Regions from separate parts of the Homo sapiens genome. Here region 2 is linked to region 1. A link is a loop called in an ENCODE intact Hi-C map of the cell type or tissue named here. Cell type or tissue: heart left ventricle. All regions are shown on one strand. Each heading gives the region's core, and the rest is flanking DNA. Links, peaks and the distances in the headings are about the cores only. Region 1 overlaps SEPSECS (Sep (O-phosphoserine) tRNA:Sec (selenocysteine) tRNA synthase). Region 2 has its middle 59 kb from the start of LGI2.

Region 1 (8,000 bases), core at 1-8,000:
TCACTGAATGTTCCTTCTAAGTCTCCTTTGCTTGTTGCTTTTCTCAGACCTCTTAATGCTGTAGTGCCCAGAGCTCAGTCCTTATACCTCTTTTCTGTTTACACTCACTGTCTTGCAATCTCATCTAGTCTCTTGGCCAATTAACTCCCAGATTTTTATTTCCAGCCCAGTTCTCTCTTAATCCTAAACTTGTATATCCTACTCTCTACTTTGCAACTCTATCTTAAGGTCAATTCAAATTCAATTTTGTCCAAAACTGAACTCCTAGTCTTCCCCCAAAACCTACAGCTTCCCCATCATAGCTAATGGCTGTTCCATCCTTCCAATTGCTCAGGTCAAACCTGACTCTAACCACTTCTTATTACCTCCACTGCCACCATCTAGCTCCCAGCCAATATCACTTCTTAACCACTATAGAAGGCTCCTAACAGGTATCCATCCAGCTTCTGCCCTTGCCCCCCAATCTATTATCAATGTGAGCATTCAAAGCCTGTCAGATCATTCTACTCAATTCAAACCTCCAGTGGCTCCCTATTTCACTCAGAATATGAGGCACGGACCTTACTGTGGCCTAGAAGGCCCCACGTGATCAGCCCCACCCTCATTACCACCCTGACCTCAACTCCCACAGTTCTCCTTGCTCTTTTTGCTCCAGCCACACTGGCCTCCTTGCTGCTTCTCAAATACCCAAGGTCCACATCTGGCCTAGAGTCCTGATACTGGCTTTCTGCCTGAAACGCACTTCACCATCATATGTGTATATTCCCTCAAACTTCAAGTTCACTCAAATGTCACGGTATTGGGCTGGGCACGGAGGCTCATGCCTGTAATCCCAACACCCTGGGAGGCCAAGGTGGGGGGATCACATGAGGTCAGGAGTTCAAGACCAGCCTGGCCAACATGGCAAAACCCCGTCTCTACTAAAAATACAAAAAATAGCCAGGCATGGTGATGTGTGCCTGTAATCCCAGCTACTCAGGAGGCTGAGGCAGGAGAATAACTTGAGCCCGGGAGGCAGAGGTTGCAGTGAGGCAAGATCACGCCACTGCACTGCAGCCTGGGTGACAGAACGAGACTCCATCTCAAAAAAAAAAAGTCACCATCTCAATGAGGCCTGCCCTAATCACTATATTTAAAAATCAGTTCCCACCACCACCTCATCATCCCAAATTCTCCTTATTCTTGCTTTTGTTCATAGCACTTTTCACCTTCAAGCAAACTTTGTAATTTCTATATTATGTTGCCTGTTTATTGCTGGTTTCCCCCATAGGCAATGTGTGCTCCTCAAGAGCAAGTATCTTTATCTACTGTATTGACTGCTATATCTATATATATCTATATGCCTGACACATGACATGTGGTCAATAAATACACAGTAAATGTTTACTCGAATCTTATCCCACATTCAACTTTACCTTTGCATTTCCGTACTTTAGACTACGCTATTTTAAGTGGGCTTATTCAGATGCAGGGAGGGAAGCCAAGACAGCTTGATAAGGGTAAAAATGGGTATGAGGTAACATGAAACTGAAGAGACCATTGCGTTAAAAAGAAAAACTCAAATTTACAAAATGTCTAATTTATATTACCAATATGCCTTATACTGGATTACTAAATTACAGGCCAGTTCCCATGATTATTATGTCCAAAGTCCAGGAAGTAACTCTTTTAAGAAATATTCTAGAGTCTTTTAAGACTAAAAGTGGCCTGAGATATCAATTGTGTCTTTCACAAATGGGGAAATAAAATCTTTAAAACTTTTCCAGGACGAAACGACTAGTTATAGGAGAGCTAAGAACCACTGAAACAACTAAACTCTCATAGAAGCAGATGACAAGTTTTCCTCATCTATAGAGAGTTGTTATCTGACATATGGATCTGTTTTCTTGAAAGATTTGCCACAGTCTTCTCTTGGCTACAACAATCTACGACCATGAATGATTACAATTTGGAGTTTATAAAACCAGAGTTTTATTCTTATTGTATAAAAATTCATTGTCAGACTTACTGAGGTACAATTTGCTCACATAGTAAAATTCGGGATGTCTGTTTTTTAGGTGCCCACTTCTATGAATTTTGACAAATATATACAGTCATGAAACCACTACCACTATCAAGACATGAAACGTTTCATCACCCTAAAAAGTTCCCTCCCCAATCCCTACCCTTTAGCAACCATTAATCTTTCTTCTTTCCTTATATTTTTTACCTTTTCCAGGATGGCATATAAATGAAACTGTACAATATGTAGCCTTTTGAGTCTGACTTCTTTCATTTAGCATAATGCATTTGAGAGTCATTATCTTGTTGCATATTTCGGTACATTAGCCATTCTAAAAGGTGTGTAGTGGTATTTCATTGTGGTTTTAAATTTGCATTTCCCTAATTACTAATGACATTGAGCATCTTTTCCTATATCACATAAATCTTAAGAAATGTCCTCACAATTAAACAATTACTATCCCATGGAATGAATTAGTAGGGGAAGGAAGACTGGGGTAAAACAGAGCACAAGATTTTTAAACTTGTTATGTATTCATCCTAAGGCTATGAGATCATCTATGAGATAATACATATGAAAATGCTTTAGAATATATAAAGTACTATTATAAATATAAGGGACTACAATTGTTGTTAAGTGCTAGAAAGTTATCAGATTTAAAAACTGCACCAGAGGACTCACTCTCTCCCAGATAGAAGATGAATAAAACACTGCCTGCCCTAGCTATACAAGCTCTGTCTTTTGGAGGTGTCCTGAATTAAGCTAGTTGTGTTGGAGATAAAGTCATGTTTTCAAATATAAATGTAACTTCTTTTCATAACCAATATAACCAATGAGTTCAGCGTTCAATAATGACAAGAAATAGGCCAGGCGTGGTGGGTAACGTCTGTAATCCCAGCACTTTGGGAGGCTGAGGCGGGTGGATCACGAGGTCAGGAGTTGGAGATCAGCCTAGCCAACATAGTGAAACCCCGTCTCTACTAAAAATACAAAAAATTAGTCGGGTGTGGTGGCGGGCGCTTGTAATCCCAGCTACTCGGGAGGCTGAGGCAGAAGAATGGTTTGAACCTGGGAGGCGGAGGTTGCAGTGAGCCAAGATCGTGCCATTGCACTCCAACCCAAGACTCCGCTCAAAAAAAAAAAAAAAAAAAAGATAGAGCTAACTTCTGACCTGATTCTTCCTCTTGTGACTGACATCTCACTCCTAAACAATTTTCAAGTTTCCAAAAACTAAAAAGATGACTTATCCATTTGTCTTTTAAGAGCTTCTACCTTTAAGTACCTTTAAGTGATAAATGAATTGAATTTTATTGAATAAGAGTCCCTAATGCAGGAGTTTCTAAAAAGTAAATAAATAAAAGCAAAATCACCTAACCCAGATTCCTCGTAATATCTGGATAGACAGGCTGACAAAAAGTAATAGGAAACCACCTATGGTGGTTCCAGATCTGAATAAATACTATCGGACCATACTAGATGTCTCCCTCCCAGTGCAAGAAACCAACAGGCAGAAAACACCAATGATTTGGAGCACAGTTCTAGTCAAGAATGTTATTCGACACCTAAAGGGAAAGCTTACCTTTCTTTCTTTTAGTAGCTTCTTATAGCCATTTGATCCAAGTGACAATAAAGTAATAAGGACATCTAAAGAAGGTGAAGCTGAAGCTCTTCCTGAAATAAGAAGGATAAGTTACATTAAGACTGTGGTGGGGGGGTAGCTTTGGAAATTAAGATTTACTACAATAGCCTATGTACAAATGGATTTTTGTTTGTTAGCTACTTTTTCTGAAAAGCAACTTATTTATTTACCTGGATACATCTTGCTGATTTCCTGAATGAATGAATCATTAAAGCCAGCAATTATAGCACCACCTACTGGAACCATAAAATTTTTGTCCAAGCTCTGAACAAAAGCATCTATTCTACCAACTCGAGCCCCCTGGAATCAATATGATATTACATATTAGTTGCTAGGAAAACAGACAACTGCTATTAACAAACAAATACCACAACAAAAAATTATAACTATTTGAGTTAATTAATATATTAGCCTGATTTAACCATTTTACAATATATACATGCATCAAAACATCAAATTGTACACTGTAAATATATACAATTTTTGTCAACTCTACCTTAGAATAAAAATAAACACCATTAAAACAATGCATGGAAAAAACAATTGAAAAATTTTATTTTTATTTTCTTTGTAATAGTGCCAAGAAAATGTTTTTAAGTATTAAACCAAAATTTTTAATGGTGCTCCTTATATGTGCAACTTTAAGTTTACAACCTGCTTTCACACATAAATCATTTAATCTTCATAACAACTCTGTGAGGCAAGCACGGTTTCAGTATCAGCTCAGGTGGGAACTTTAATGAAACAAAGCTTTACACCTTAAAATTTGATAAGAAAGAATGGATTCATCCCATGCCTCTCATCTGTGCTCCTTTTTTTGACAACAAATGTCTACAATGGGTCCTATAACTATTAAGTGGTTTTAAACATCCTCTGTGAGTTCGAGGGTGGCCACCATAACCTAATGGACTATAGCCATCCGAGTTGCCAAACAGTTAATTATACATGTGCCTCTCTTTAATGCTTGGACAATCTACTACCTGTATGACCATTTTAAGCACTCAGATAAAAAACAAATGCAAAGTTTTACTTTTAACATCACTTAATGGAAGTTTTATTTGTATACTCTTGGCAATTCTAGAAGCAATGTTTCTACATAACTCATGCTCCCTAATATTATAAACTTAGATTTCATTCCACTGCAAATGAACTTCCAGTGAAAATCTAATATTCCGGTGAAAAATTGAATACTTACCTACTAGAAATGTAAAACTAAGTTCGGTCCTCATCCAACTTTCTGTCTAATGTGCTTCAATTTTCTCCTCTTAAAAATAGAGATACTGTCTAAATTACAACTAACATAGTCTTTTTCTTTATCTGTAGCCACAGATTTTCAATCTGTATTCACAATCTGTATTCCTATTAATATTATAACCATATTTGACCTTCATTTTCACACCTTGCTATCTGAGGGAGAACAGAAGGAGCAGATAGCTGGCCTAATCTCAGAGTCCAGATCCAGGCAACAGGTGGAAGCAGCCGAAGCAGGGAAGAGGAGCAGCTGCTCTGGAGGCCATTATACAACTGTTCAAATCTTAACCTTCCTCTTCCTCTTCTTTCTAATTTCCTAATAAACCATGATCAGAGAAAATCTCACCATATCACAGGAAAATAGAGAGATGCATATAAGACTAACAGAATAAAAAAAACTGGAAAACATGCGAAGTAGCAGCATATAAAGATAAGTGGACAGTCAGAGTTGCCTTTGTATTAACATTTTAGTACTGTCCAAGGCCTCCTGAGAGAAACAGGAACCTAAACTGGAAGCAGAAGTACTAGAGGAATCAATGCACCAGACTTTGCTAGAACCCTTCCATCACTAAAACACAGAAAGCATTTAAAAGGCAGCACATTCTGTGGCAAGAAAACAAACAGGCCAGACCCAATCTCAGAAATGGTACAAGACCCCCTTTTTCAGCTACATCTAAGTCATCAGTATATGCTCTAAAATCCACTCTCAAAATACATCTGAATAAAAGCATTTATTACCACCTTCACAACTACCACCCTGGCCAAAGCCACCAAAAAATCTCATATGGGTTGCTGCAACAGCCTTCCACTCTTGCCTCCCTACAGTCTATTTCCCACATAGCATGTCACTCTTTCCTGCTTGAAATCCTTCCATGGCCAATGATCATACCAAAAACAAAATCCCAAACCCTTAACACACCTCAAAGCTCTACAACCACTGTTCACCTTGTTCATTATGGTTCAGCCATACTGGCCTCCTTGCTATTTCTCACATATTCCAAGCACGCTCCTGCCTCAGAGTCTTGGCTGTTAGCTTCTGACTGGAATCTCTCTCTCTAGAGAGCTGCAAAGCTTCCTCCTGCATCATTCAGAGCTCCACTCACATGTACTTCTTGAAGAGTGCTTCCTAGATCACTCCATCTAATGATATCCATCCTCCCCAAATACCAGAGCATTTATCCAAGACTTGTCATACTCAAGGTTTACTCTCTGCTTTCGCACAAAAAATAGAATGCTCTATGAGGGTTAAAGATTTTGTTGGATTCACTATTGCATCTCCAGTTCCTACCCTGGTGCCTGGTACACAAGCAGGAACCCAGAAAGTATTTGTTGAATGAAGTGACAATTGGGTTTGTGAATAAACAGTAGTAATACCTACTTCTCTCAAATTCTGAACAGGCAAAGTTGCTGCTTCCCACACTTTTGGAACTTTACAATCCATTGTGACTCAAAATAATCAGTCTTATATGCATATTTTTGTGACTCTACTATATCCCTCTCCATTAATCTATCCTAACATCCATAATTCATGAATCTCTTAAATTCGTCATTTTAGTAAATATAAACAGAAATATAGGTTACTCAAAACTAACTTCCCCTGGAGGTGGGGTTATGTGCATACAGAATACTCTATATGCTCAGCCTTAAGTCATTCTGGGGTCTCATCTTAAAAACAAAAAAGTTAAAAACATAATGTTAAAACAATAAAAATAAAAAAAATTTATTTATACTTTTCTTCATTGATTGATTATTGCAATATTATTTTCTCAAGAAAAGACTTACAGTATTAGTATTTTAGTACTTTGTTTTTTAACAGAAAAATGGGACTTTGGAGTCGCACTGAACTAGATGGGCTATTTTGTAGCTACAGGACCTTAGGGAAGTCACTTAATCCCACTTATTTTATTTCCCCATGTGCAGAATGGGAATAAGAAGTACACCTTAAATTGTCAGGATTCAGCTGATAACTTTAAAAGCCTAGTAGAGGGCCAGGCACGGTGGCTCACATCTGTAATCCCAGCACTTTGGGAGGCCAAGGCGGGTGGATCACGAGGTCAGGAGATTGAGACCACCCTGGCTAACACGGTGAAACCCCGTCTCTACTAAAAAATACAAAAAATTAGCCAGGCATGGTGGTGGGCGCCTGTAGTCCCAGCTACTCGGGAGGCTGAGGCAGGAGAATGGCGTGAACCTGGGAGGCGGAGCTTGCAGTGAGCCAAGATCGCGCTACTGCACTCCAGCCTGGGCGACAGAGCGAGACTCCGTCTCAAAAAAAAAAAAAAAAAAAAAAAAGCCTAGTAGGATGCCTGACACATGGAGAGTGTGTAGTAAATGGTATATATTAACAATAAGGACTATTGAGATGAATTAAGGCTAACTTTAATTTTTTAGAATGTCATGAAACAGCAACCTGCACTCAACAAGACTCAAGTATTCATTTGATTTAAATCAATAGTGCCACAACCTCTTTTGGTGAAGGCCAATTTGGGAAAAATAGAATGTTTATATATTTGCTTTTTTTGTTTTAAAGAAATGTCCATTTTAATAAGTTCTAACGTTCAATAGCACAGTACAGTGACTATAGTTAACAACAATGTATTGTATATTTCAAAATACCTAGAAGAGAGTATGTGAAATGTTCCCAACACAAAAAGATATAATAAATGCCACATAATGGATAGCCTAAGTACTCTGACTTAATCATCCCACAATCTGTACATGTATCAAAATATCATTTGCACTCCATAAATATACCCAGATATTAGGTATCAAAGAAATTTTTTAACAAATGTCAACTTTAGAAGGTAATACATTATCTGCAACAATATCTGCATTTAAAAGTTTATTCATCCATCTTATAGTTTTATTTTTTGGTTAAAATTTTAGTAAAACCACCTCCCAAATGCAGAGAGGTAATGACAAAGCAGAGTATTAGGGATGTGCAACTCCAAGAGCACCTTTCTTATTGTATTCTGGAGCTTTTATTTTTTTTTTGGCGGAGTCTCGCTCTGTCACCCAGGCTGAGTGCAGTGGGGCTATCTTGGCTCACTGCAAGCTCCGCCTCCTGGGTTCATGCCATTCTCCTGCCTCAGCCTCCTGAGTAGCTGG
Region 2 (17,163 bases), core at 3,649-11,648, 56 kb before region 1:
TCACATGAGATCTGGTTGTGTAAGAGTGTGGCACCTCCTCCCTCTCTCTCTTACTCCCACTACCACTCTGTGATAAGCCTGCTCCCCCTTCACATTCTGCCGTGATTGTAAGCTCCCTGAGGCCTCACCAGGAGCAGATGCCAGTACCATGCTTCCTGTACAGCCTGCAGAACCTGAGCCAATTAAGCCTCTTTTCTTTATAAATTACTCAGTCCTGGATATTCCTTTATAGTGACATAAAAACAAACTAACATGATAATGTTACTGTTCTTTTTTACCTCCTAGATCTTTGACATGTGACTTTGAGGTCAGGTGGTGTTTCCTTGCCCCTTGAGATCAAAGTTAGATCACCTTAAGACACCTGTCTCCTGTCCTTACTCTACCACCATCATTCTCTCAGGGTCTGGGAAGAGTCTGAGACATTCCCTACTTGCAAGCTAATAAGTTAGCCTGGCCGAGTCCAGTGACTCACACCTATAATCCCAGCACTTTGGGAGGCTGAGGCAGGTGGATCACTTGAGGTCAGGAGTTTGGGACCAGCCTGGCCAACATGGTGAAACCCTGTTTCTACCAAAAAATACAAAAATTAGCTGGGTGTGGTGGCACACGCCTGTAGTCCTAGCTATTCAGGAGGCTGAGGCGGGGTTATAGAGAGAGACTCCATCTCAAAAGGAAACAAAAGTTAGCCTGCTACTGTTTTATGGATGCTGGCAGAAGATATGAGACTTTTGGGTCAGAGTCAAAGGAACTTCTATTAGTCACAGCAGAGCAAGTAGAGACCATGATGTTAGCTTGGGTCTCAATGCGTCCCAAGTCCTGTGGGGGTGACAGAGGCAGGCCCAGGGAGACGGCACACATTACAGGTGATTTCCATCACACGCAAAGAACATTGATCCTGGGAAAGTGAGCAGTAAACAAACCTGCTCTTTGTCTGGTGGGAAACAAGATTGCCTGTTGCAAACACAACCCTGAGAAATAGCCCAGGTAAAAGCAGAATGGTTTGGCATTCCTGGCATACCCAGCAATCAAGAGCAGGGACGCTCAGAACTCACAGTGGATTGCTTCTTCTGACACCCGGCCGTTGACTTTGTGTTATTTTCTTCTCAGCACTTAACTCCCTGATAAGTTCTCATTAGTATGTCCTTATCTGTCTCTTTCAATGCAGTGGAAGTTCCAGGAGCTTGGGGTCATCTGTCCTTTCATTGTTAACTCCCCAGTACCAAGGAGAACAGGCCTGCAGAAGGCATTCCGTAAATGTTTGTTGAATGAATGAGTGGGACTAACCTCACTTTCCGACATAGGCTACAAATTCTCCACTCCAATCTAACAGGATTCTTAACTGCCCCCAAACCTGCCTAACTTCACGGCTTTGGCCTGGAGAAGCCTTGGCCGCAGGTGGCTTACCTCTCCTGCACCACACAGTTCACCCCCTGCAAAGCCCACGGCAGTATCTTCTCTCAGTTTCCTTCTACCTATGAATCTTCTCTGAACTTTTATAGCTCTCCTCTTTGGTCTCATGCATTATTAATATTTCCATCATTATATTCTTTTTTTCATAATTATTATGTAGTTGTTAAGGCCTATGAGTCTTGTTAAAATGTAAATGTCCCTGAGTTGGGAAAAGAAAGAAAGACGAGACCACAGCGGTGGTAAAGGGTAATGGTGACAGCCTCTAGACACCTGTATTGCTACTTACTAGCTGTGTAACCTCAGGCAAGCAGTTAAACCTCTCTGAGCCTTAGTTTTCTCATCTGCAACATGGGGAAAATGACCATAACTACCTCCTAGGGTTATTCTGAGGATTCAGTGAGATATTTTGTGGAAAGGACTGAGAAAAGTACTTTTGGTTATTTGTGGTGCAACATGCCATGTCATGCTGGATGCCTTCCCCGGTGACCCCTCAAGAGAGCCTCACCCCATTGGAGTGCCAGCCCCTTGAAAGAGAAGATGCATGGACTTCATTCTGCATCCGCTGCTGTTCCTCACTCTGCCCCAGAACACAGGACTGCGAGGAGGGGAAGGGCATGAGGAGCACGTTGAGCAGATGTTCCCACATGAAGTTAAATCTTCACAGAAGTGGGAATGTAGCAGAACGAGCTGCAGACAAAACCCCTCAGACACCGAGTTAAAGAAGGAAGGGCTTTATTCAGCTGGGAGCGTTGGCAAGACTCGTCTCAAAACCCGAGCTCTCCGAGTGAGCAATTCCTGTCCCTCTTAAGGGCTTACAACTCTAAGGGGGTCCACATGAGAGGGTCGTGATCAATTGAGCAAGCAGGAGGTACGTGACTGGGGGCTGCATGCGCCGGTAATCAGAATGGAACAGAACAGGACAGGGATTTTCACAATGCTTTTCCATACAATGTCTGGAATCTATGGATAACACAAGCAGTTAGGTCAGGGGTTGATTTTTAACTACCAGGCCCAGGGTGTGGTACTGGGCAATCTGCCTGTGGATTCCATTTCTACCTTTTAGTTTTTACTTCTTCTTTCTTTGGAGGCAGAAATTGGGCATAAGACAATATGAGGGGTGGTCTCCTCCCTTAGGAGGAGTGTTCAGTTGATGCAGCCCCACATGAGAAAGGACTCTTCCATGACTTTGACTTTGATTCTGGTCAAAAAGAAGAGACTCACTGAGCGAAATGGCCAGAGAGCAGTTATTTCACATTTCAGGTCTGGCAATGGAAGCAAAAGTTATAGTGGGTAACCTTGGAGCTGAGTTTTCTGGGCTGCAGAAGGCAAGTATTTCTAACTGGTCCTGGGCTGGCCTGAAGCAGTCTTTCTCTTTGAGTACTATTTTATTCAATAATAAGGAGTTATACATTCATAGAACTTTGCAAAGCACTTGAACATGTATCATCCCCTTTGACCTTCACAATCTTCAGAGGGAGGTATGTCCAGCAGCTTCATCATCCCCCATTTTACAGAGGAGGAAACTGAGGCACAGAGGCATCACATGGTAGAGCTGGGATTCAAACTCTGCCTCAACCTTACAGTAAGTAGAGTAAGGCATTCCCAAAGATGCCCATGTCCTAATTCCCAAAACTTATGAATATGTTACCTTACATGACAAAAGGAACTTAGCAGATGTGATGAAGTCAAACATCTTTTTTTTAGATGGAGTCTCGCTCTATTGCCCAGGCTGGAGTGCAATGGCTCGATCTCAGCTGTCTGCAACCTCCACCTCCTGGGTTCAAGCTATTCTCCTGCCTCAGCCTCCCAAGTAGCTGGGATTACAGGCACGTGGCACCGTGCCTGGCTCATTTTTGTATTTTTTAGTAGAGGCGGGGTTTCACCATGTTGGCCAGACTGGTCTCAAACTCCTGACCTTGTGATCCGCCTGCTTCAGCCTCCCAAAGTGCTGGGATTACAGGCATGAGCCACCGCGACTAACCCAAGTCAAGCATCTTGAGAGGGGAAGATGATCCCGAATTATCCAGGTGAGCCTAATCACAAGGATCCTTACCAAGAGGAGGTCAGAGTCGTAGACTGGAAGATGCTGCCAACTTTGACAATGAAGAGGCTACAGCCAAGGAAAGCAGCCAGCCGCTGGAAGCTGGAAGGGCAAAGGATGCCTCTCCTCTAGCACCTCCAGAAGGAATACAGCCCCGCCAATACCTTGATGTTAGCCTAATTAGACCCAGTTAGGACTTCTGACCTCCTGCACCGGAAGCTAAATCTGTATTAAGCTCCCAAGTTTGTGGCAATTTGTTATAGCAGCATCAGGAAATTAACACACCCCCCAAATCCTGCCAGGGCATCATGGTCATTTCAGGAAGCATGGTATTTTAAAATAAATTCATACTTGATGGGAACAGCACAGACGGCATGCAGGATCCACACAGGCCCTCCAACTACCCTGTGCTGCCAGCTCCTGGAATTCTTCAGCAGGATGTCTATGGAGGCAGGACAGTGCATGGCTGGAAACATGCCTTCTGGAGCTGGCAGCCTGGATTTATAATCCCAGCTCACTAGCTGTGAGACAATAAATAAGTTATTTAGCCTCCCTGTGCCTTGGTTTCCTCATCTGTGGATGGAAGTGAAAAATAGCACAGACTTCAAGGACCAGAAGAATCAACAGATGCTTAGGACAGTGCTGGGCACATGGCTGTTAGTTATTATTATTATTAAAGGGCTTTTAGTCTTTTTTTTTTTTTTTTTTTTTTTTTTTTGATACAGGGTCTTGCTCTGTCGCCCAGGCTGGAGTGCAGTGGTGCAATCTGGGCTCACTGCAGCCTCCACCTCCTGAGCTCAGGCGATCCTCCCACCTCAACCTCCTCAGCAGCGAGGATAAAGTGACTAATAAGCACCTCCCAGGACTATTGGAAGAATCAAAAGAGATAATAGGCATGAGATTCTTTTGCAAACGGAAACATGCCATTCAGATGAAAGGGGTGAGCATAATTACTGCCAAGGAGTCATTCCGGCTAGAATGAAATTGAGGAGAGGCAGGGGTGGGGGGTGACCCAGAGGCAGATGCAGCACCTTGGGGATGGGGAACAGGACTGGAGCCAAAGACCAGCCTGGTGCCTTTCCACCAAGCAGCGTGTGTTTTGGAGGCTGGCTCTGGGCAGGGCACTGCGCAAGACAGTTGGGCACTTAGCCCACGGGCCAGCCCTGCTCCCCAGGAGTGGCAGATTCCCACACACTTCCTCCTACTTAGAGAAAAAAAGAAATGGAGGCTTTGAAGGAAGTGTGTGAACATTTCAAAGCGCCACTAATTCATGACCAGCAACCACAGCTGAAATGCTGAGTAGAGTAAGTTCTGGCTCACAGTGCATCAGCTGATAGATTTCCCAGTAAGAAGTGGCCAGGCCTTTTGGGGTGAGTTAGCAACCTGCTCCAAAAGCAGATGTTTTGCAGTGGCTGGTAGATCTCTGTGCTGCATGCTCCAGACAGGGTGGCTAACTATCCCGGTTTTCCAAGGACACAGGAGTTTCCTAGGACACAGGAGTTTCCTGGGACACAGAACTTTCAGTGCTAAAACTGGGAACGTCTTGGCCAAACTAGGACAAGTTGATCATCTTATTCCCAGGACTCTGCATCTCCCTTCACCAAAATCCTCCTGGAAATGCTCCCCAGCTCACCCTGAAATAGTACGGCCTTCATGCTCTTGCTTTTAGATTCATTACATAAAGCAGAGATTGGCAGTGTTTCCAGACCAATTCCAAACACTGTCCATTCACTGAGTGCTTTACAGTTTGCAAAGTGGTTTCCCATACATTAACATGTTTGGTCTTTAGAACAATCTCAAGGCCAAGGATAATAAAGATGGCTGTGCTAGAAATGCTTCAGAATGTAAGAAACAGAAAATATAACTAGAATGACTTAAGGAAATAGGTTGTTATTGTTTTCCAAAACAAAATGTCTAGAAGCAGGCAGTTGCTGGGTTTGTGTCTTTAGCATGATATCAAGGCAAACTGACTGCAACTCTTCCAGTCTTCCCTCATGGCTGCCACAACACTAGATACCTGGTTTCATCTTAGGCAGGAAGAAGGTGGCTGATGGGACACAGCCAGCAGAATTCTGCTTAGGTTTCTTTGGCCAGAGCAGTGTTACAGGGGCATTTCCAGCTGCATGGCCATTAGAGATATGAAGTATTTAGCTTTCTAGCCTCTGTAGTAGAGGAAGGTGAGGGATAAAAGGAATAGGAGCAGTGTTGAATGAGTCACTTACAGTATCCGCCACAGTATGAACAGAGGGTGGCTTACTACAGGGCAGACAAGGCTAGCGGGACTTGGGATCTCATGGAGCCCTGTGATTCTCAACACTTCATTGTACATTGAATCAACTGGAGCCCTTTTAAAATAATGATGCCCTGGTCTACCCCAGACAACCAAAATCAGAATCTCTGAGAATAGGTCCTAGCATAATTATCTTTCAAATCTCCCTAGTTGACTAAAGTGTGCAGCCGGCCTTCTAAAGCTGCACTGTTCAAGTGCTAGTCCCTAGCCACATGTGGTTATTGACATTGAAATTAAGTAAAATAGTTTCTCGGTCATAGTGGCCACATTTCAAACAGTCAGTAGCTGCACGTGGCTCGTGACTACCCTTTGTACAGTGCAGATACAAAACATTTCCACCATCATAGAGAGTGCTGTGACTGGACAGTGCTGTTCTAGGGGAACCTGAGAGTGAGGGAGCCTGTTTGGAAGTTCAAGCAGGGCTGGGCTGAGTGAGGCAAGTCAGATAGCCCTGACCTGGATGCAGTACAGAAGAATGGTTAAGGGGGTGAACAGGGAGCCAGGTGGCCCCAGTTTCAATCGCAGACCCTCCACTCACCAGCTGGGCAACTTCAAACAAGTCACTATCCTCTCTGGCCTCTCTTTTTCCCCCTGCAAAATGCGGGTGATAACAGCATACCAACTTTAGGGGTTGCAGTGAGGACTCTAAGCTGATCCTTGTAACACGCTCAGGACGGTGCCCTGGCACGCGCTACCTGCTGCATATGTCGGCTGTTGATGTTATCCAGGAGGCCTGACAGAGGGCCTCTCCCCAGGCACATCTGTGATGTTAACTGTCAACCCAAGACTTTCTCCCAGGTTTCCCAGCAGGGACCGTGACACTGGCTTTTCCATGTCACCCCTTGCTCTGGGTCTGATTTCCTGGTACTCAGCCAGTCAGCCCACCCCAGGTCCAAGTATGTAGGAGGAGTGAAAGAATGAATGAGTGCACAAACACCGAACACATCCCTGGGATCATTCACTGAGTATAACCAGCCCCTTGACTTGTAACTTGGCCCTGGGTTCAGCAGGTGCAGAGGGCGTGGAGCAGGGAGTCAGTCCTTGTGGGCCTGGGCAGGTCGCTGGGCCTCTCTGAGAATACCTGATCTATAAAATCAGGGGTTCAGCCCAACACAGAGTACAGCCTCTCTGAAAGGCATTAAATCTCTGAAACACAGAATTTTCCTTCCTTGGGGAAAAATTACAGCTTCTTAACTAGGGTGCCTGTGCCCTGATCTTCCCAGGTTTCCGATCTCCCCAAGATACAATAGGAGTCCTTTGTCATCGCTCAGAGCTGCCACCCAGCCTTCCCTGTCCCCTCCATCTCTCCAGGTTGCGCTGTCTAGGAAGGGGGGCCAGGGCGTGCATCAGGAAGAAGACATTCACTGCAGCAGAAATGAGTAAGATGCCCCCTCCTTGCTCTATGAGGACTGTCAGAAAGTGGGGGGCGACGCCCCCTGATACAGGCCTGCTCAAACAGCCCCACCTCCCAGGGAAGGAAGGGCACTTTCAGATGCAACAACCTTGAGCCTCAGCACATCTGCTCCTGGCGTGCGAATGCCACAGCGCGGCAGACACGCCGCGATGGGTCCCAGTCATTAACTGGCTGTCAGGTTCCTCAGATGATGGAGCTAAAAATAGCGCGCTATAGATAGAAGCTTCTCCCACGCAGGCAGGCGCCGGCTGCAAATGGAAGTGGGGGGCAGGGGCTGTGCGCGGCTCTCTCCCCTAAAGCGAGGTTCGTGCTCATCTCTAGCCCCCGCCGCTCTCGTGGGCCACGTCCTGCTTCGCTCCGCAGCATCCCCGCTCAGGAACCGCAGATGCGCCCAAATGTTCCAAACCCGCGCGGGGCGGGGGCTCATTTGTATGCCGCACCCTGGATACAAGTGATAAGGCCCCAAACACTCCAAGGAGACCGCACAGATGAAACCCGGCGCTGCTCGCTCAGGAGGCGAGATATTTATAGAATCCAAATATCAGCATTTTCTCCCCATTTACACAAAGCAATTTCAGCCTTTTCAGATGAGAAAAGAGCAGCCCCGGCCGTCATTCATTCGGGTGCGGGAATCACATTTGGGACCAGGAAGCCCTGATTTTATAGGAAACCTCGAGGCAGGCTCGGATTAAAGATCAATGGCGACATAAAATGTGGGCTGTCATATTTTCGCTCTGAACATGTCCTGGTAATAAAAAATGTTGTTTTAGTAAATAAACTCGGGGAGATGCATTGCCTGCTGTTTATGCTCTTCAGCCTTGGTGCTTGGAGCAAAGGATGACTACAGAGAGAGAGAGAGAGAGAGAGAGAGAGAGACAGAGACAGAGAGAGAGAGAGAATGAATATCATCTTCGGAGTCCACAGCTGAGCCTACCAGCTGCAGGGGAAGCCTCTGACCCTCTCTCCACCTCCTGAGCCAGCGCAGCGCACTGTGTATTTCTCTGCCGAGATGCTCATTTTGCTACTTCTTTAAGAAAAGTGTGAAATGTGTTTCCAAAAAATAATGAGGCCGGCAGTGGAACAGGCAGGCTGTCAGTGCAGACCCTGGGGAGAGATAGGCGTGGGGTCAAGTCCTGGCCCTGCCGCATCCGGGCTGAATGGGTCTGGGGAAGTTACCTAACACCGCTGAAGCTCAGTTTCCTCATCTGTTAAATGGGGATATCGTAGTCCCTCCCTCACTGAGGCATAGTGAGGATTAAATGATAAAATGCAGGAAAAGTGCCTGTCAGGCCAGTCAATAGCAGATTTTATTATTGTGCCCAGGAATTGGAAGATGAATTCAGGGTATCAGTGGATATCTCCCTGGACCATAGGTCTTCAAGATTTGCTGAGCAGCTCCCAATTTGCCTGAAGTTTGACCAGGAAAAACACCTTATGGGGTTCCCCCATAATTCAGTTTTGTTCAATATAACAGGCAGCCAGTCACTGGGGCTCACACCTGTAATCCCAGCACTTTGGGAGGCTGAGGTGGGAGGATCGCTTGAGCCCAAGAATTAGAAACCAGACTGAGCAGCACAGTGAGACCTCATTTCTACAAAAACTTTAAAAAATTAGCCAGGTGTGGCAGCTTGTGCCTGTAGTCCCAACTATTTGGGAGGCTAAGGCTGGAGGATCGCTTGAGCCCTGGAGTTAGAGGTTGTAGTGAGCTATAATTGCACCATTGCACTCCAGCCTGGATGACAGAGTGAGGACTTATCTCAAATAATAATAATAATAACATGCAAAATATGAGGGCAGAGATCTGGGCCTTTCTGGCTTGGCCGTCTGAATGATCCTCGGGAGGAACTTAAGTGGTCTTCCCTGACATGTCCCAAAGCCCTGTTGACAGTGGGCCAGGGGGTGGCTTTGTGGGTCCAGCATGCAGTCATGCCTCATCTGAGATCTCTTTGGGAAACTGGGCATAGATCCTTGTGTATTCAGACCAATCCCCTCCAAACCTCCTGGGCATTTCTGACACCACCCTCCTCCTCTGGGCACACCAGGCAGGGAGGGACCTGGCATAGGGCTATCTTGTCTCAGGATCTCATCTCATTCCTTGCTTTTCCGCAACTCACCTTTCTCCCTGATGTCTAGCTTAGTCGTTCTGAAATTTTAGTATCATCAAAATCACCAGGACAGATCCTAGACTGCTTGAGCTCCATCCCCAGAGTTTCTGATTCAGTATCACTGGGATTAGGGCCCAGGAATGTATATTCCTAACAAGTTCTCAGATGATGCCAAGTGATGTTGATTTCCAGACCACCTTTGGAGAACCAATGATCTAAAGAAATTCATACGGAGGGTGAGGGACTGGGAAGTTCTGCTATTACTGCTATTACTCATCATGTCTCATAGGGTCTTGACGCATCAGCTCTTTTGGTTTTGTGGGCCTGGATCCTTTGAAATACAACAATAAATAATTATAAATTTAGATGAGTGCTCTGTAGGAAAACTCAGTGTGCCTTCAGAGAGCATATAGAGGGTCCTGACTGAGGGTCAGGAAGGACTGCTTTAAGGACACGACAATAGAAGCTGAGGATTAGGGTGCATAAAATTAGATGAGGAGCCAGGGAACAGCATTCCAAGGAGCAGGACTGGACTATGCTTTGGAGCCACATTGTCATGGGTTTGTTGCTCAAAGAAACCAACTAACAGCTGTGGTTTCATTGAGCCTCAATAATAAGAGGTCAGGGCCAGGTGCCACGGGTTATGTCTGTAATCTCAGCATTTTGAGAGGCTGAGGTGGGAGGATCACTTGAGTCCAGGACTTTGAGGCCAGGCTGGGCAACATACTGAGACCTCATTTCTACAAAAAAATTTAAAAATTAGCCAGGTGTGGTGGTGCGTGCCTATGGTCCCAGCTATCAGGAGGCTGAGGTGGGAGGATCACTTGAGCCTGGGAGTTTGAGGCTGCAGTGAGCTCTGATCGAAGCACTGCACTCCAGCCTGGGAGACAGAGAGAGACCTGTCTCAAAAGTAATAGTCATAATAATAAAAGGTCAGAAGAGAGACCCAGGCCCTTCCTTCTCACCTGTCCCTGCCCCTTCTTCCTCCCCTGCTTCCCCTCCTATCTGCCCTAGCACCATCAAGTCCTGTTGCTGGGTGCTCTGCCTTAGTTGACTCTTGTCTTCATTGTACATTGTGTCAGTTATCTATTATCGCTGCATAACAAACCCTAACATTTAGTTCTCCCAATTCGTGCGGTTGGCTGGGTGGTTTGGCTGCTGGACTCACCTGGGCTCACTCATGCAGCTGCACTCCGCTAGCAGCTGGTGAGGCAGCTGGGCTCTGGCTCTCTGGGCTGGGCATCTCTCTCCATATGGTCTTTCACTGTTCGTTCTTCATGGTAGGGCCATGTCAGGGCAATATTCCAAGATGGGCAGGAGGGAAGCACAAGGCCTTCCAAGGTCCAGGCTCCGGAGCCTACCTACTTGTCACTTCTGCCACATTCTATTGGTTGAGAGTGTTGGCCTGAAAGGAAGAGGCTGAGGCATGAAGTGTAATTTAAAGAGTTTACTTAAGCCAAAGTGAGGACAGCTGCCTGGAAGACTCAGACCCAAGTAACCTTGCCTATGAGCTTCGTTCTGCCTTTCTTAAAAGCAGGTTTTTAAAGGAAAGAAGGGGACACGGAGGCAGTGGGCTGCTACAACGCTGTCAGGAATCCTCATTGGTTTACAGAAATAACATTAATTAGGGATTGGCTATACATTGTGAAGCTACAGGGTATGGGTTATAGTGTCTGGTGTGGCATTACTGGGTTAATTTACAGCTTCTTGTGGTAATAGTAAGCAGTTTCAAGAGATGAATGCATAGCTCAAAGTGAAGTGTAGGATGAGAGTGCTGTCTCATTGTCTTGTCTCTCTGGGCTTGATCATTTAAAAGGACTTGCATTCCTCAGATAAAAGTTCTTTTTTTCTCAGGGGAAACCGGAAGGCAGCGGAGCAGAGAAAAGGAGCTTGTTTCCTCCTGTTTTCTTCCTGTTCCCATCTGCACAGCCTCAGCACCAGCCTTCAGCCTTGCAGCAGCAGTTGTTTCCAGCTTTTTCCCACCCTTCCAGAGCCAGCCTGGATACCAGCTTTACAGGGCACTTCCTCCATGCCTCTAAGTCCTCATAACCCCGACCTCTTCTGATTCTCCAGTCTTAAGGATGGAAGCTGCTTCCTTCAGCTACTACTTCTTTGAGATCTCAGTGGTCCCAGTTTGCCTTTTCAATACTCAGTTCAGCCAATTCCTTGTATTAAACTATCTCTGTTAATATAATAGATGTGGCCGGGCATGGTGGCTCATGCCTATAATCCCAGCACTTTGGGAGGCCGAGGTGGGTGGATCACTTGAGGTCAGGAGTTTGAGACCAGCGTGGCCAATATGGAGAAACCCCTTCTCTACTAAAAATACAAAATTTAGCCAGGCATGGTTGCATGAGACTGTAATCCCAGCTACTCAGGAGGCTGAGGCAGAAGAATCACTTGAACCTTGGAGGTGGAGGCTGCAGTGAGCCGAGATTGCACTACAGCATTCCAGCCTGGGCGACAGAGCAGAACTCTGTCTCAAAAAAATAAAAATAAAAAAGAGATGTAGTTTCTATTTTCCTGACTGAACCCTAATACTTAGTATATCAACAAAAATACACTCTGCTGCAAGTATCAGATACCCAACTATTGGTGGATTAAACCATAAGGTCATTTACAATTTACTCAAGAAAAGGCCTAGAGCCTTTGGTTTAGTTTCTCAACAAAAGATCTTCTTGCAAAAGATCCAACTTCTGTCTTCCTACTCTGCCATCTATGGATGGTTGTCTTTTCATCCTCATGCTTGTTACCTCATGGTAGCAAGATGGCTGCTTTTGTTCCAGACATCATGGCTACATTCAAAGGCAGAAAGTCAGCATCTCTTCTTCCTTGGCTCTCAGAACTTCTTCCTTGGCTTGCTCTTACTCTCTTTCTCAAAATTTCCTCAACAGACTTTCCTTTACATCTCATTGGCCCGAACTAAAACAATGGTCACACCTAGCTGCAAGAGAGGCTGGTAAATTTAATCCTTAGCAAAGGAGGATGGGATTACCATGATGGGCTAGGTCAATCATCATTCTACCCCTGGGACTCTATCTACTACTACCTGAAAGAAAAATCAGAGATCTCTCCTCAATGGAGAGCAGGGAAGGGGTATCAGGAGTGGGATTGCAGCTGAGAAAACACTTCTGCATCTACCCGCTGGCCTTGACTGCCTTCCTTGCCCCTGGCAGATGCATTGGCACTTAGCTTGCTTCCAAGTTTCCTTATCCATGGTTTGCTGGAACCTCTGGGTCCAACCCACGCAGCTCAGGAAAGCAGAGTGAGAAACAAACCCTGGCCCTCCTGGTGCTCCACATGCAGGCCACTGGACAGGCCTGAGCTCCAGGGCTTCTGGGCCTCTCCATCTGGGCTTGGCTTCCACACTGCTGGCTGAAGGCTCACTTTCTCTTCCCCCAAGTTCTGTCTCTCCACGTGTACCCTGGGTTGTGAGGCAGAAGAGAAACCCAGCTCTTTAGAAAATTCACAGTCTAACCAGCAGCCTGTGTCCCTTTCTTCCTGTGACTGCCTGTTTTCTGGCCTATGTTAAATAGTGAAATGAAGGAATTTAGAAAAAAAGCAATTTCTCTCCCTTCAGGGCTTGGTTTTTTCAAAACAAAAGAGGGCAGGAAGCTGGAAAGCACCACCTCAGGCTTGTGTGGTAGCCAGCTCCCCTTCCCTCCTCTGCTTCTCATCATCGCTCCAGAGCCGCGTTGGGGCCTGCAGCCTCCCCTGAGTCCTGACTACCCAGTGGAAAAGGTGCAAGCTCTGTGTGCTCTAGTACACTTGTGCCTGTCTGGATATTCCTAGAGCTACCCACTCCAGCCATGGCTGCTGGGAATGGAAAAGCTACGTGACCTGTTCAATCTCTCTCTAGTGCCATTTTTCTCCCACAACCACTGTCCCCCACCCCCCAGGGACAGAAGGAAGGTGATACAGTGATGTGTGTCCCTGCCCAAATCTCATGCTGAAATGGAATCCCCATTGTTGAAGGTGGGGCCTGGTGGGAGGTGATTGGATAATGGAGGTGGATTTCTTATGAATGGTTTAGCACAATTTTGATGGTGCTGTCCTCATGATAGTGAACTCTCCAGAGATCTGGTCATTTAAAAGTGTGGCACCTCCACCTCCTTGCTCTTGCTTTCACCATGTGAGATGCCCACTCCCTCTTCGCCTTCCACCATGATTGTAAGTTTCCTGAGGCCTCCCAGAAGGCAAGCAGATCCTAGCATCATGCTCCCTGTACAGCCTGCAGAACCGTGACCCAGTTAAACCCCTTTCTTTAGAAATTACCCAGTCTCAGGTATTGCCTTATAGCAATGCGAAAATGACCCAATACAGATAATAAGGGATTTCCATTCCCTTTATATTTTCTTTTTCTTAATTTGTAACTTAATATGTAACTTATATGTAACTAAATACATATACACAGATATACTATATATACCATGTACATATTTTATGTATATGCATATTATGTGTATATGTAATATGTGTATATAACATATGGATTATATATTACAATATATAATTGCACGCATGCAGGTATACTAAATTGCATATATACAGGTAAATTATATATACAATGTACATATTTTATGTATATTATATATTATAATATGTGTATATGTAATATGTGTAATAACATATGGATTATATATTATGTATAATAATTCTAATAATGAGCCTTCCTTTGTTCCAGGCACAGGTCTACATTCTTTTTTTTTTTTTTTGACACAGAGTCTTGCTCTGTCACCCAGGCTGAAGTGCATGGCGCGATCTCGGTTCACTGCAACCTCTGCCTCCCGGGTTCAAGCAATTCTGCCTCAGCCTCCTGAGTAGCTGGGATTACAGGCCTGCACCATCACGCCCGGCTAATTTTTGTATTTTTAGTAAAGAGGGGGTTTCACCATGTTGGCTAGGCCGGTCTGGAACTCCTCACCTCGTGATCTGCCCGCCTCAGCCTCCCAAAGTGCTGGGATTACAGGCGTGAGCCTCCGTGCCCGGCCAGGTCTACATTCTTTGCATATTACCTCACTCCATCTCCCCAGCAGCCCGGAGAGTTGCCCAAGGCCACGCAGTCAGTGGGTAAAACAACTGAGATTCTAGTACTGGAAACTACCTGGTTTGAAAAGTGATCCTAAGGAAAGGGCAGGTGGCCTTTTGCCCTTGGTAAATCCGGGAAAGCTTCTTGAAGGTGGGGGTGGGTTCGCTGGTTAAAGGAGAGGAAGAGTGTCCTCTTGGTGGGAGGTGGCAGAGAAAATAACCCGGAGGAGTGGGCGGTCCTGGGCACAGCCGTTTGCTCTTCGTCTGTCCTCCACTCATCTGGCCTTAAGTCAGCAACATCAAGAGCAACTGCATTATCTGGTTCCAGGGCATGATGGTTCCAACGCACATTACCCCCATATGCTGACTGCACCAGCCCTGCGCTGCTGGAAATGCGCTGGTCTCGGCCTATCAGAGCTCTAGTGAGCGGTTCCGGCGGGTTATCAGGAAGCATTACTTCCCGCCTAGGCATTCAATGAATTGCATAAATGCCATCCACTGTGGCTAAAGGGCTCCTGCTCCATCTGCATCATTTCCGAGGCTGTCATTCGGCGTGACATGTGTGCGCCGGGCCTCTCGCCGCCATCTGGCAGCCTCTTGGAAATCACAGCTCCCCCTGCACCCCCCATCCCGTGCTCCATCAGGAGCGGGGGCCTGAGCCAAGACCGTGGGTAAAGCAAGATCGGGACTTAGGCGCGCCTGTGCGGTGACAGCCAGGATTTAGTCGCCTCGATTGCTTTCTGACATGTTCATAGCTCTTCCGGGCGTTACCTCTGCAGCCGTTGAAGCCGCAGGAGGCAAGAAGCAGAAATTGCATTTTCCACAGTGCACGCTTTGGGAAGGCCCATTCTTCAGGTCTAGAGGCAACTACCTGGGAAGGTTCCAGCAGCTGCCACTGCCTCCAACGGCCTGCCCTGGCCAACTCCCCCAGGGGCGATGTTGCCCGTCCCAGGCAAGAGGACTGTCACTCGGACAGACAGAGCAGCAAGAGTGTGCTCTCCTCTGCGGCCACTGAGTAGGCAAATGGAAGTCCTCCCCTGAGAATCCTGAAAAATCCCAAGAGAATTTCGCATTTTACGGACAACTTAGCCACGAACATTCCCACGGCGGCAGGGGTACGGACACATCAGCAGCCACACTCAGCCAGTTCTCTAAATCCCGCAGACCAAAGAATGTTCTCCCACAGCGAGATTACACAAGAACCAGGGAGAGAGATTTCGCCTCCTGACACCAGAACAGAGGGGCTGATGTGAGGGTGTAAAGGGCAGGGAGGGTGCTGGACTAACGGGTTATTTGTTTTGATGCTAACCCTAAATCCCCCTTCTCTGTTTCACTCTAATATCTACTAGGTAGGTGTTGCCCCGAGCCATGGCTCCCAAGTTTCGCCATGTCAAGGAATTTCCTGATGGATGTGGCAGGACCTGCCCAATCTCAGGAGCTCCGATCCACTTGCTTTGTGGTGAAGACAGGAAAATGCATTTTTAGTAAGTATTCATTCAGGGCTCTCTTGCAGGTGGTTCTCAGCTGTAGGTTAAGAAACCACGGCCACTGCACAGAGTCCCTTCCTCCTTCATGGAATCTCTCCCTGAGGGGTGAGGCAAGGATGCCAACCGCAAATGCAGTGAGGGAGTGTCTGCCTCATTGAGGGAGGTCTCACTGCTCCGCGCTTCCTCCTTTCCACCTTAGACACTGTGTCCGCTCCCAGGACACGCCCTCTGTAACCCACGCCATGGGGGGACTCTCATTTTCCTGTGTTCTCCCTCCCACAGCATTGTTTCTTTCCAAAGGTGGGCGCCGACCATGTAAGATAACACGTCAAGTCTCCATGTGGCCAGCAGCAGAAACAATGACATATTTCTCTGCATGTCCTTGGGAGCCTAGCAGGGTGACAGGCTTTACAGACATTCTTAAGCAACGGCATTACATATTTATTAAGTACTTCCCTTACTTCAGGCTCTGGGCTAGCTGCTGGTAAAGAAAAGAAAGAAAGGAGACGAATAATTTTAACTCAAATTGATAAATGGAGCTTTAAGTATAAAGCATCGAACCTATTTGATTGGCAGAGATTGAAATAAAGGAGAAGACCCAGTTGCGGTGGAGCAAGGAGGAACTCCGACAACGTATGGAGGACCGTTAAGTGGGCAGGACTGTTCTGGAAGGCAAGGGGGCAATGTGTGACCAAAATTAAAATGTCTGTTCCCTTTGATCCCAAAATTCTAGTTCTAGGTACTTTTCCTAAGGAGATAACAGAACGAGGACATGAAGCTGTTTGCTTGAGTTATTCCCCAAACATCTATGGAGAACCTACCAGACACAGGGCAGGTGCTAGGTACTAGGCACGGAGTAGAAATGAAACGGCAGGAGGATGTCCGCGAGTGGATGGGTGCAGAGAGGATCACTCTGCTGGGGTCTCTGAGAGCAAAAAAGTGGCAACAACCTAAGAGTCCATCCATGGGTGTCTGAGTCCATTTATTTTGACACAGCCATGTAACAGAAAATTAAGCCATCATTTAAAATGTTGATGTGAGCCAGGCTTGGAGTTTCACGCCTACAGTCCCAACACTTTGGGAGGCTGAGGTGGGAGGATCACTTGAGGCAAGGAGTTCAAGACCAGCCTGGGCAACATAGCAAGACACCGTCTCTATAAAAATAATAAATAGGCCAGGCATGGTGGCTCATGCCTGTAATCCCAGCACTTTGGGAGGCCGAGGCAGGTGGATCACAAGGTCAGGAGCTCGAGACCAGCCTGGCCAAGATGGTGAAACCCCGTCTCTACTAAAAATACAAAAATTAGCTGGGCACGGTGAGGGGTGCCTGTGATCCCAGCTACTCAGGAGGCTGAGGCAGGAGAATCACTTGAACCCAAGATCATGCC

What was found. Peaks named below come from ENCODE experiments on the same cell type or tissue, not always from the same donor. Only the 100,000 strongest peaks of a DNase experiment are listed, where the experiment ranks them.
Region 2: it touches region 1 in a loop (2.7-fold over the local background); 4 of 110 quality-filtered maps call a loop at or near these places.

Annotation. Positions count from the first base shown.
Region 1 is chr4:25,141,193-25,149,192 of GRCh38, forward strand. It overlaps SEPSECS (Sep (O-phosphoserine) tRNA:Sec (selenocysteine) tRNA synthase), which reads right to left. Exons shown (of 11, transcript NM_016955.4): 7 at 3,812-3,941; 8 at 3,582-3,673. Among named protein-coding and RNA genes, the nearest start is that of SEPSECS, 15 kb to the right of the region's middle. In heart left ventricle, for the core only: CTCF peaks have their summits at 3,871 (motif pointing left) and 4,077; no DNase peak of the experiment used is centred there; H3K27ac peaks cover 814 bases.
Region 2 is chr4:25,081,215-25,098,377 of GRCh38, forward strand. No RefSeq gene overlaps it. Among named protein-coding and RNA genes, the nearest start is that of LGI2, 59 kb to the left of the region's middle. RefSeq lists enhancers at 4,040-4,540, 4,541-5,041, 6,890-7,433. In heart left ventricle, for the core only: no CTCF peak of the experiment used is centred there; DNase peaks (open chromatin) are centred at 4,571 and 7,337; H3K4me3 peaks cover 831 bases; H3K27ac peaks cover 3,126 bases.